Linked DNA regions of Homo sapiens: region 2 is linked to region 1. The links are chromatin contacts, found by Hi-C in ENCODE. All regions are on one chromosome and are shown on one strand. The core of a region is the stretch at or near the end of the contact, and the rest is flanking DNA. Distances in the headings are between cores, read along the strand shown. Region 1 holds the start of SOBP (sine oculis binding protein homolog). Region 2 holds the start of NR2E1 (nuclear receptor subfamily 2 group E member 1).

Evidence for each region. A loop is a pair of places that touch in the nucleus more often than their neighbours do. Pooled maps may share reads with other maps.
Region 2: a loop to region 1 is called in a pooled map, with 13 times the contacts of the local background. The contact joins the promoter of NR2E1 here to the promoter of SOBP in region 1. A Hi-C loop is called at or near these places in 5 of 37 single-sample maps with no recorded cell type and 6 of 50 pooled maps.

The regions. Positions count from the first base shown.
Region 1 is chr6:107,488,616-107,493,381 of GRCh38, forward strand. It overlaps SOBP (sine oculis binding protein homolog), which reads left to right and starts at 1,502. Exons shown (of 7, transcript NM_018013.4): 1 at 1,502-2,097. The coding sequence starts at 2,002. RefSeq lists silencers at 1,732-1,781, 1,822-1,881.
Region 2 is chr6:108,162,612-108,167,526 of GRCh38, forward strand. It overlaps NR2E1 (nuclear receptor subfamily 2 group E member 1), which reads left to right and starts at 3,411. Exons shown (of 9, transcript NM_003269.5): 1 at 3,411-4,179. The coding sequence starts at 4,155. RefSeq lists enhancers at 651-1,552, 2,454-3,355, 4,256-4,915.

The DNA of each region.
Region 1 (4,766 bases), core at 252-2,751:
AAGAAACAAAACAATGCTAAAATGCAAATTAGGCGATGTAATACCCAGAATGAGCCTCGTTTGACAGGCCAAACTGAGATTTAATGGAAAGCTTACTCATATCCCCACACGGAATTCATTCTTTTAGGAACTTAAAAAAATTGTGTAATTTTAAGTTCCACCACTGTCATAACGAACACTCCACAGTAACATGCAGTGGAACAATGGACACCCCCATATCGCATTGTGTCAGGTAATTATGAAGTGTCGAGGCGCGGGAAGGAGAAGCCGGGAACGTCAATGTGTCCTCTGCAACGTGTGGGAGCGCTCAGAGCCGCGCGTATCACAGAAACATCATCCAGTCGTCACCCCCAATGCCTCAACCCAGGGACAGGGACAGACTCAATCAGACCTCGGCCCCAGGCGTGGCAGGAGAGGGCCAAAGAGGGGACTTGTGAGCGCAGAGGGAGCGAGCACCGCTCCATGGAGGGCAGGCGCTAGCTGGGAAGTCGGGAGGAGAAAGTGCAACCAGGCGGGGAGGGGAGGATCCCACCGGGGCGTGGCGAGGGCGTTCGGGGTCCGGGTGAGCGGGACCCTACGCGGGACCGTGCGCTCCCAGAAGCTCCCACTCAGCCCAACCTTTTGGGCGAAACCCAGGACACCCAGATAAGGGTGCAGGCGGGGTCACGCGTAAAGCTGTTACTTTGAAGCAGGGCATAAGTGAGAGAGAGATAAAGAGAGAAGGAACAAGGGGAAAAAGAAATGAAGGGGCTGAAGGCCGAGATGTCCTACTTCTAAGTAGTTCTTTGAGAGGCAAAAGCTTCATTGCCATTGCAGTCCGAGGCAGCGCCGCGTGGAGGACCGGCCGGGCGGGGCGCGGGGACCTCTCCAAGGGGTCTCCAGCCTCCGCGCACTCTGCGGTGGCCCCCGGAGGGGGAAACTATTCTGGCAGCTCAGTGGGGGGAAGCTCGTCCGGGCTGTGGTTTCCTTTCCCCGAGACCCCAGCGTTGCACCCCCGAGGCGGCAGGCTCAGTCAACCCTCCCCGGGGGACGGCGGCCCTCTAGCCAGGCGACCTCAGGTCTCGCGACCTCCCGCCGCCCAACCTTCTCCTTTCACCCCCATTCATTTTTCCTCAGCGGCTCCTAGGACGGGCTCAAAAACCAACTCCACACGCAACCCAGCCCACCTCGCGGAGCTGAGAAGCAGGGCTGGGTTCCGAGCGGGCGCCGGCGCCCCTGGCGTGTGGCGGGGAGGTGGCGGCCGCGGGGGGCGCCGCGAGCCGCCCGTGCCCGCCGCGGATGAACAGGCGGCTGCGAGCAGCCCCCGGAGCCGCGCAGCATCCGCGTATCCAGTGACGGTGGAAGCCACGCCCGCTCGAGAGCCGGGGGGCTGTCCTCGCCCCCCCCACCTTTCCCCTCCCTCCGACCCCCTCCCGGCCGCGCTCCCTCCCCTCCTCCCGCGCCGGCCCCCGGCCCGCCCCCGGCTCGGCTCGCGGGAGGCGCTGGGCGCCGGGGCTGGCGCGCTCTCCCGGGCTCACACACAGCCGCGCACGCACGCCCGGGGCCGCTCTCCGCGCCGGCCCTTGCTCCCCGCGCCCATGCGGACGGACCGAGCGACGGAAGATGGCTGACGACTCCACGGGGCCCCGAGGATGCGGCCCGGCGGCGGCGGCGGCGGGAGCGGCAGCGGCAGCGAGGGCGGCAGGGGCAGCGGCAGCAGCGGCGGCGTTGGCTGCGGCGGCGGCGGCGGCGGCAGCAGGAGCCGGAGCGACGGCGGCGGCATCCCCGAGACTCTCCGCACTATCCTTACCCGTGACAGCCACTGACGTCCTCCGCCGCTAGAAGAGACCCCGCTTCTCGGCGCCTGCCCTCCCCCTCGCGGCTCGGTCCGGCCCCGCCAGCACCGCTACCTCCGCCAGCCTCGCCACCATCAGCACCACCTCCACCGCCGCCGCCGCCGCCACCACCACCGCCGGCGGCGGCAGCAGCCATTTCATCTCCACAGAAACCAGACACAAAAACATGGCAGAAATGGAGAAAGAAGGGAGACCTCCCGAAAATAAACGGAGCAGGAAGCCGGCTCACCCAGTGAAAAGGGAGATCAATGAGGAGATGAAGGTATTTTTTGATCTCGGGGGCCAGGGAGACTGAGCTCTTTCTTGCGCCCGCTCCCCGTGGGCCGTGGTATGGATCTGGGGGGTACCGGGGCGCGCTTGTCAGTTTCTGTAGGATGCCCAGAACGGCTCCGCTCCTCCTCCAGGTGTAAAGCAGAGGCCAACTCGAGGGCTGCATCCCCGAAATTGTTGCCAACCTCAGATTTGATGAGGGGGGACCACATACTATTTAACCTTACGAATCCCAGGTTGGCACGGACGCGTTTCAGGGCGAGGGCACCGGGGACTCGAGCGGCGTTGGGCAGGGGAAGAGGCTTTCCCAGTGGACGGTGCAGTTTCTCCCCCCTTTTTGAGAATCATCCTCAGGGTCCCTCCAAAGTTAGGAGCCTCCTGGCCGGGGCACCCCGGAGAGAGCTCTATTCCACCCCTCTCCCCCAGCTCACCCTCCTGCTCCTCAATCCCGCTTCCCCCCAACCAACCAGCTGCGACGGCGTGAAGAGCCCGTCAGTGCCCGGCGAGCTGCGGCCCGAGAGGCGCGGGTCTGGGCACGGTCCTGACCGCTCTCCTCGCCCGCCCCCGCCCGCACCTCACCACTGGCAGCCTCCGCCTCCCGCTCGCCTCTGCCTGCCTCACTTCCCAGCCAAGCAGACCCCGGCCAGCCCCGCTGGAGGACAGCTGTCTGAGGGGCGGCCTTTGCAGGGCGCCTGTCCATTGTTCGCTAAGGCCGGCCCGGAGTCCTCTCGGCGAGGCTGGGCTCCCCGCCAGGCCAGCGGTGCACCAGAGGTGGAGAGCGCAGCAGCCTGGCGCTCCAGCTGTTCGCGTTAGAGCAATTGCACAAGAGCACCGCTCAGCTCTGGACCCCCTCGTTGCCCCCCACCTCCTTATTTTCCATGAAGTTGCGGCTTTTGCCTGGGCGAGGGTTTTATTCTGTGTTGATTTCACGAGTCTCTATTGATATAAAACAATTTATTTATTTTTCTGCGAGCCATCAAAAAGTAGCAGGTTTGCATTTTGCGGTCTTCTTGGTGTTCCCCATCTTCTGCATGAAATCCTTAATACTACCAGGTGGCTTAATACTACTACTTGGCCAGTTTTGGTTCAGTTTGTATTTAAAAAACAAACTGGATGAAAATGGTGTGCAAGTAAGTCAAATTTATTGCGCTTTGACGCTTTCTTCATTAGAACAAGCATTTTCTATCATAGCTCACGCTTAGCAGGGGACGCATGGATATATATCATATATGTATGCGTACCTAGGTGCATATGCTTAGCTTTACTTCTCAGAAATGTCAGAAGCAACCTAAATATCAGAATTAGGGGTTTTATTACTGGATAAGGAACTTAGTACCTGGAAGCATGAGGTGCAGCATGAGTCCAACGGAGAGTTAAGGGAGATTTGCCTTGGAAATCAATGCTGTTTCTTATGGTGGAAACCACTGTTGATTCCAATGATGGACAGTTTTATTTTATTTTTTTTAAGACCGGTAGAAGTTGTTGTTTTTTGATGGGAACAAAATTCAAACAGTCCATAATAACCATTCTTCCTCACTTACCCTTACCTCCTGTCCTGCATTTCCAGTTTACTTTTGCATTTCATTTTAGGTTGGGGGTGGGGAAGGGGGAGAGAGGTGAAAGCCACTAGGAAATCACAAGGAGCTCTGGCCCTTTAAAACGCTGCCTAATGTGATCTATATGGATGGCAGCTTTTAAGTTTCATAGGTTCTAGAATTACAAATTAGCTAATTTTAATCAAAACATGTGAAATGTTATCCCGGCTGGATATAAAGGCTGACTGTGCTCGATGCTTGGGGCTCGCGTTGTTGATTTTGGCTGCAGGCGCAGTCCGTGGTTTGGGAGATAGTTGTCCTTCTGCAGTATAACAGATGTTTGTCTGAACTGGTGAGGAAGAAACAAAAACAACATTGTGTGAAGGGGAAAAATTACACAATTTTTAGCCGATGCTGCAGGACTAAGTATGGAATTAACCTTGGTGCACAGAATTTCCTCTTTTTAAAATATTATTTTCCTTCCAAATCACCACCCACTATTTGAAGTTTTAATCCTCACCCTTTCAATCCAGAGTAGCATTAAATAAGAAGTTTTACACGGCAAATAACTCAATTGTCTGTAGGATCAGTGTTTTCTCTCTTCTTTGGACCAAAGTAAAATACCCCTAACCAAAAATTTTAGTCATGTTCAAGTATACCATGCCTGAGAGTCTAGTGGAATTGTTTAGTAGGCATTCTTCTAATATAACAGCACCAAAAGTCCTCACTTAAAAAGTGGTTTCTCAAAGTCAAAAGGTGGAAGGATTATTTTGAGCTCCTTAATATCTTTCTGTTTTTAATATTAATAATCACATCAGCAAAACCCCTCCCCAAACATCATGATACTATTACTCCTCCAGCTCCCTGAACCTAAGTGTAGAGTAACATAACAAGTTGGTTGCCCTGTATATAAATGTGTGCAACAAAATGTCACCGAGAACACAATGTGGCCTTGTGCAGCTTCATATCGGTGCCGCTGGAGCTGCCTGGCTGTGTTTGCCTTCATCTGAACGGCTTTCATCTGGACCAGTGTAAACTAAGCCCTGGTAAGTAATCACTGCCCGGCAGAAAGAAAGGAATGTATACAGCTAGCGTGGCCTAAGCTGTAAAAACGGAAACCTGAGCC
Region 2 (4,915 bases), core at 2,161-4,660, 680 kb after region 1:
CTAGTTAATAGGATTCTCTTTAACAGGGCACTAGCAGAGGAATGAGCTATAATACAATACAGTCCTCAGAGGACTGTAGAATCAGTAGATTCTCCTAACACAAGGCCAGCTTTCCAGGGCAATTCTGGACAGCCTATGTCACCGCACACTGGTTTAGGGCTCCTTGTATATATCTCCAGTGTCCTGTGTTTCATCCCAATCTAAAACATTTATCATCTTTTATGTGTCTGCTCCCTGCTACATGGAGAAAGGAGTCATGTCATTAATCTGCTATATCCCCAGGGTCTGGCATATAGTGGGTGCTCAGTATTTGATGAGTGGGTAGATTGATGGATGGGCAGAAATACCCCTTGATCCATGGTCCTCTCATGATCTTATTTCCTATCTCTTGGACCAAAATGTAAACATCCTTCGATAAAAGAACCTTCCCTGCGTTTTAGGCTTTGGTTTTGGTTGAGAGCTCCATACTCACAAGCGCCTACAGAGGAAATTAGGGGCTATGTCTGAACCTGTTTAGAAGGGTTTCAGAACCTCTGAGGGTGTGGCTATCCCCACCACCTTCCAAAGCAATAAACTTATCCTTGTAACTTAAGGTCTTGTCTCTGTTAAAAGATAATTCTGAGCCAGATGGCATTTGCCCCTTATCAATCATTTCCTTTAATGGACTCACAGGAAAAAATCTTTGAAAGTTAAGACCGAACAGGGTGAGAATCCTTTTACAAATAACAATCTGGAACCCAGAGAGGTCTAGCCACTCGCCTAAGGTCACACAGCTTGTTGGCACAGCCCTGAATCCCTATCTCGTGGTTTCCAGCGTTTAGCCTGGCTGTGCCTCCAGTGGCCCCTCAGGGCATCTGCAGGTGACTTCCCTTCATTTGCCCAACATTTATGCAGCACCTACTATGAATCAGGCAGCATGCTGGGGCCTGTGGATAGAAAGATGAAGAGCCATAGTCTTTGTCCTGCAAAGGCTTTCTTCTCTGAGCTGTACCCATGGTAGCCCCAAGTTTCTACGCCTTAAATCCGAGGTCCCCCGTGGCCTGCAGCAGCTTTGCCTGAGTAGAAGGCAGCCCGCACTAAGGCTCCAGGCTTATTTGGGACCTGGTGGGCGACGGGGCCTCAGCCCCTCCCGCCTACCCTGGAGCTTGTTGCCGCCGTTACCACTGAACCAGTCATGCCAGAAAGTCATCACGATGATTTCAGAACTGTATTGTGATTTATGCAAAGCGCGCCGATAATTACAGCCGGGCGCACAGAACACAGGATGCATATGCTGCGGGTGTGTGCGCGCAGTGTTGTGCCTTTCGCCAGGGCTGAATGGGGTGTGTGTGTATTCCGTAGGCATCTTCTTGACACCATGCTTGATCGGGGACTGGTGACAGGAAAAAGAGGGAAGATACCCATTTTGATTTTGAGACAATTTGATGAGCCTTGGGAGTATTTTCCAGAAGTTTTGGTGCCTACAAATGAGCCAGCCTGGCAGGAGCGTTCGAGAGTAGGGGAAGAGGTGGTTTGGAGCCCAGGAAAGCCATCGTCCAGCCCCCGCACAGGCAAAGCAATTAGTAGTTCTCCTTCTCGAAACAGACCCCTAAATGCTTCCCCTGCAGACAGGCCTGGGTCTAGTCATCACCCCCCACACTGCCCTCATCTTCGCCCCAGATAAATTAGTTCCACCCTTGAAGTTCTTTGTCCTGAACCAAAGAACCCCATAATCGCGTCCGCGTTATGGGGGTGGTGGTGGTAGGTGGCTGAAGCAAGTGGATTTCTGGCGTGAACCAGAACCTGAGGATTCCAAACGGAGCCTGGCATCTTATTGTGTTTCTCAAATCCTGCCCGAAATTCCTCCCCTCTCTGGGCGCCGAGTTCGAGAAAGCGCTACGCCGCCGGTCGGGCTAGCTCCACAAGCGGCTGTACAAGTTGGCTGTCAAAAAACGCTGATTTCTCCTCCTGTCACCTAATAAACCCCTACGCGCTTATGGCCTCGTCCCACAATCCCCCAATCTCGTCCCAATTCGAAAAACCGAGGAGGAGGGAATAAACTGAGAGATAAAGATCCCCCCATCTTGCTCTTTCCCCGGGACCCCAGCCTTGGTCGCGGCGCCCCACTAAGGAGGACACAGGCTCTGGTGTGTGTGGTGTGCGAGACCCCGAGCTCGAGGCCGAGCCAAGGCTGGGCAGAAAGTTGCAATCACGTGCTGTCGGAGCCCACTGGAGCGCACAGCCCGCTCCCCCTGGGACGCCCAGGCGGAGGACCTGCTGCGCCCTCCCAGGGCTCGGGGGACTCCAGCATTCACTTGCACGCACAGGCGAACTCTGATTGAAAGCCCGGGATGACACCGAGTCTGGAGAAAGAGGGACCGGGGGGTGGGCTGGCGGAATTGCAGAGCGCCGGCCACAGCTCCCCTCCCCGCGAACGTCGAGCGGAGGGCGGGAGGTGTAACCTCTGACCTCTGGCCGGGTCCACGCCCTGAGGAGGGACTGGCAAGCTCTTGTTCGACAAGTTCAAGCTGCCGAGAGAGCTTAAATAGAATTAATCTCTTAGAGATCGGGGATCATCGCTCCCTCGGCATGCGCTCTCCCAGCGCCGCGCACAGAGCAAGGCGCGAGAGAGCTCAGGAATCGCGGGAAGGCAAGCGGAATGGGGAGGGGGTAGGGGATGAGGGCCTCTCTTCACTATTCCTCCGCCCGGAGAGCGGGAGCCCGCAACGCCCGCCGAGGACGAGCGGCGGGAGGGAACGCTCTGCCCTCCAGCCGCCCCGGTGCAGATAATGGAGGCGACAAGAGATTCGCTCAGCGTCGGATGGGCCAGCTCTGCTTGGGGAAGCTGGCGGCATCCTCCCCTCGGCTGGTGCCCAAACCCACTGCGCGAAGGCCGAAGGAACGCGGAACCTCCAGAAGACCCCATCCTCAGCCCTGACTTTCCGTAGATATGTGCAAAATGAGTAAATTACTCACCTCGGGCCAGATCCAAGTTTTACCCAACAGAAGGGGCACCGGACCAAGAATGAACCAACTCACATGGCCATGTCCGGCGCGCACAATCACACGCCAGCACACAGCCACCCAATTTCTTCCGCGAATCTATCTGGCACTCTGGAGAGAGGGGGAAAAGCGTTTTGAGAAAGCCCCGTCACCCCTCCCCTTCCTTCTTGCCGTGAAATATACGAATTCATTTTTATTACGAGCCGCACCGTCCTCACCATCACGCACGCACAGAGCCACACTCCCATATTCACACTTTCTAACTCGTAAGCTCCGACAGCGCCTGCATTTTCTTTGGGAGCCGCTTGGAGGTTCATTAATATCATTAGCATTTAACCCCCTCCCTCTTCCCATCCCCTCCCCGCACATGGCTGACGTCAGACCCCGCCAGGAGTTGGGGGAAAAGCTAAGTGGGCCAGGGACGCCCTATTCCCCTCCCCGCGGCTGCCTGTCAGAGCGCTTCTGGAGATATTACAGGGGACCCAGCCCGCAGCGACAGGCACAAAGTCACGGGGTAATGAACTTCGGGGACCCTTCGCCGCTGCGTGCGCGGCTCTCCCCGGAAACCCGGACCTGGCCGCCTCTTCCCTCGGAAGATTTCCCAGCAATCTAGTTTTCCCACTCTGCGCTTGGGTTCCGGCAGCGCGGAGCCCGTCTGCCTCTGAGACTGCGGTAGTGTTTTCCTTCTTTCCTTGGGAGACCAGCGGTCGGCAGAGATTGCCCACACTCTGCATGCCTATGTAGAGGGAGAGATCGAAGACTGAGTGACAGGAATGGGGAAAAAGAGGGATTTCGCTCCGTAGGAAGGCCATTTTCGTGTCTCCATCTCTGTCTTTCAACATCCCTCTCTTGCTGTTCTTCCTTCTTCCTCAGTCTTCCTGTCCATCTCTCCATCTGTCTGTCCATGTGTGTGTCCATATCAAGCAGCATTCCCAGCAGCTGCGGTTTTGCAAGAGCCGGGAAGAAACTTAAGGATGCTTAAATTTCCACTGTTGGACGAATTCTGAGCGCCCAGGGAGCAGCGCAGCGCGCGACTGACACCCACCTGTCCCGCCCAGGAGCCTTGCAGGCTGGAGGGCAGCTGGAGAGCGGCGGCGCCCGGCGGCGAGGCGGGCGCTGCCGGCCGGGACTCGGGCAGCGCCCACCAACCGCTCCGCCCCGGGACAGCCAGCATGAGCAAGCCAGCCGGATCAACAAGTGGGTACCTCTCGGGCCGCCGTGGGGCCTAGGCGCGCAGCCTGGGGCGAGCGAGCGGGGAGGCTGGGGGAGGTCCTGCCTGGAGCGCTGCGAATCTGAGCCCCTGAGAGGGATTCCAGCGGGCGTGTGCGTTCGGCCCAGACCTGTAGACCGTGAGTTGGAGCATTTCGTGGAGAGGGGAGAGCCGTTTCGTTGCCTCTGGATTGCTTGATCCCCCCTGTCTGGTGCGGTGAGAAGGTTACGACCCGCGCAGCCCACCAGTCGGATGAGTTGTCTCCATTTAGCCGCCAGGTGCTGGATGGGGGGGCCATGGGGGCGGGAACTGGGCCGCAGCTCCAGGCGGTAGCACAATAACACACTCGCTCAAAACTCCGAGCTCCAGCGCGCAAAAGCAACTCTGTGCAAAGCGGATTTTGAATGGAATGCTTTGCACCCCGTTTCTAGCTATTTCAAATAATCCTGCAAACTGGGAAGCAGAAACAATTTAAAAGTCACATTTTCCTTAATCCTAAATCCGCGTAGGTCATAACTGGGGAATTTAAAGTATGGCGAACCACTCTAGCAAAGAGAGGACCAAATCCCTAATCCCAAGGACTTTTCGAGCCGGAGCCCAGCAGAGGCAGGAGTGCGCGGCCTGCTCCCTCCGTGCGCTTCTCTCCTTCCTCGAACTTCCTTAGCTGCCGGCTCTCCGAACGCCAGGCCGCAGCTGACCTCTCACCACCCCGAGACTCACGAG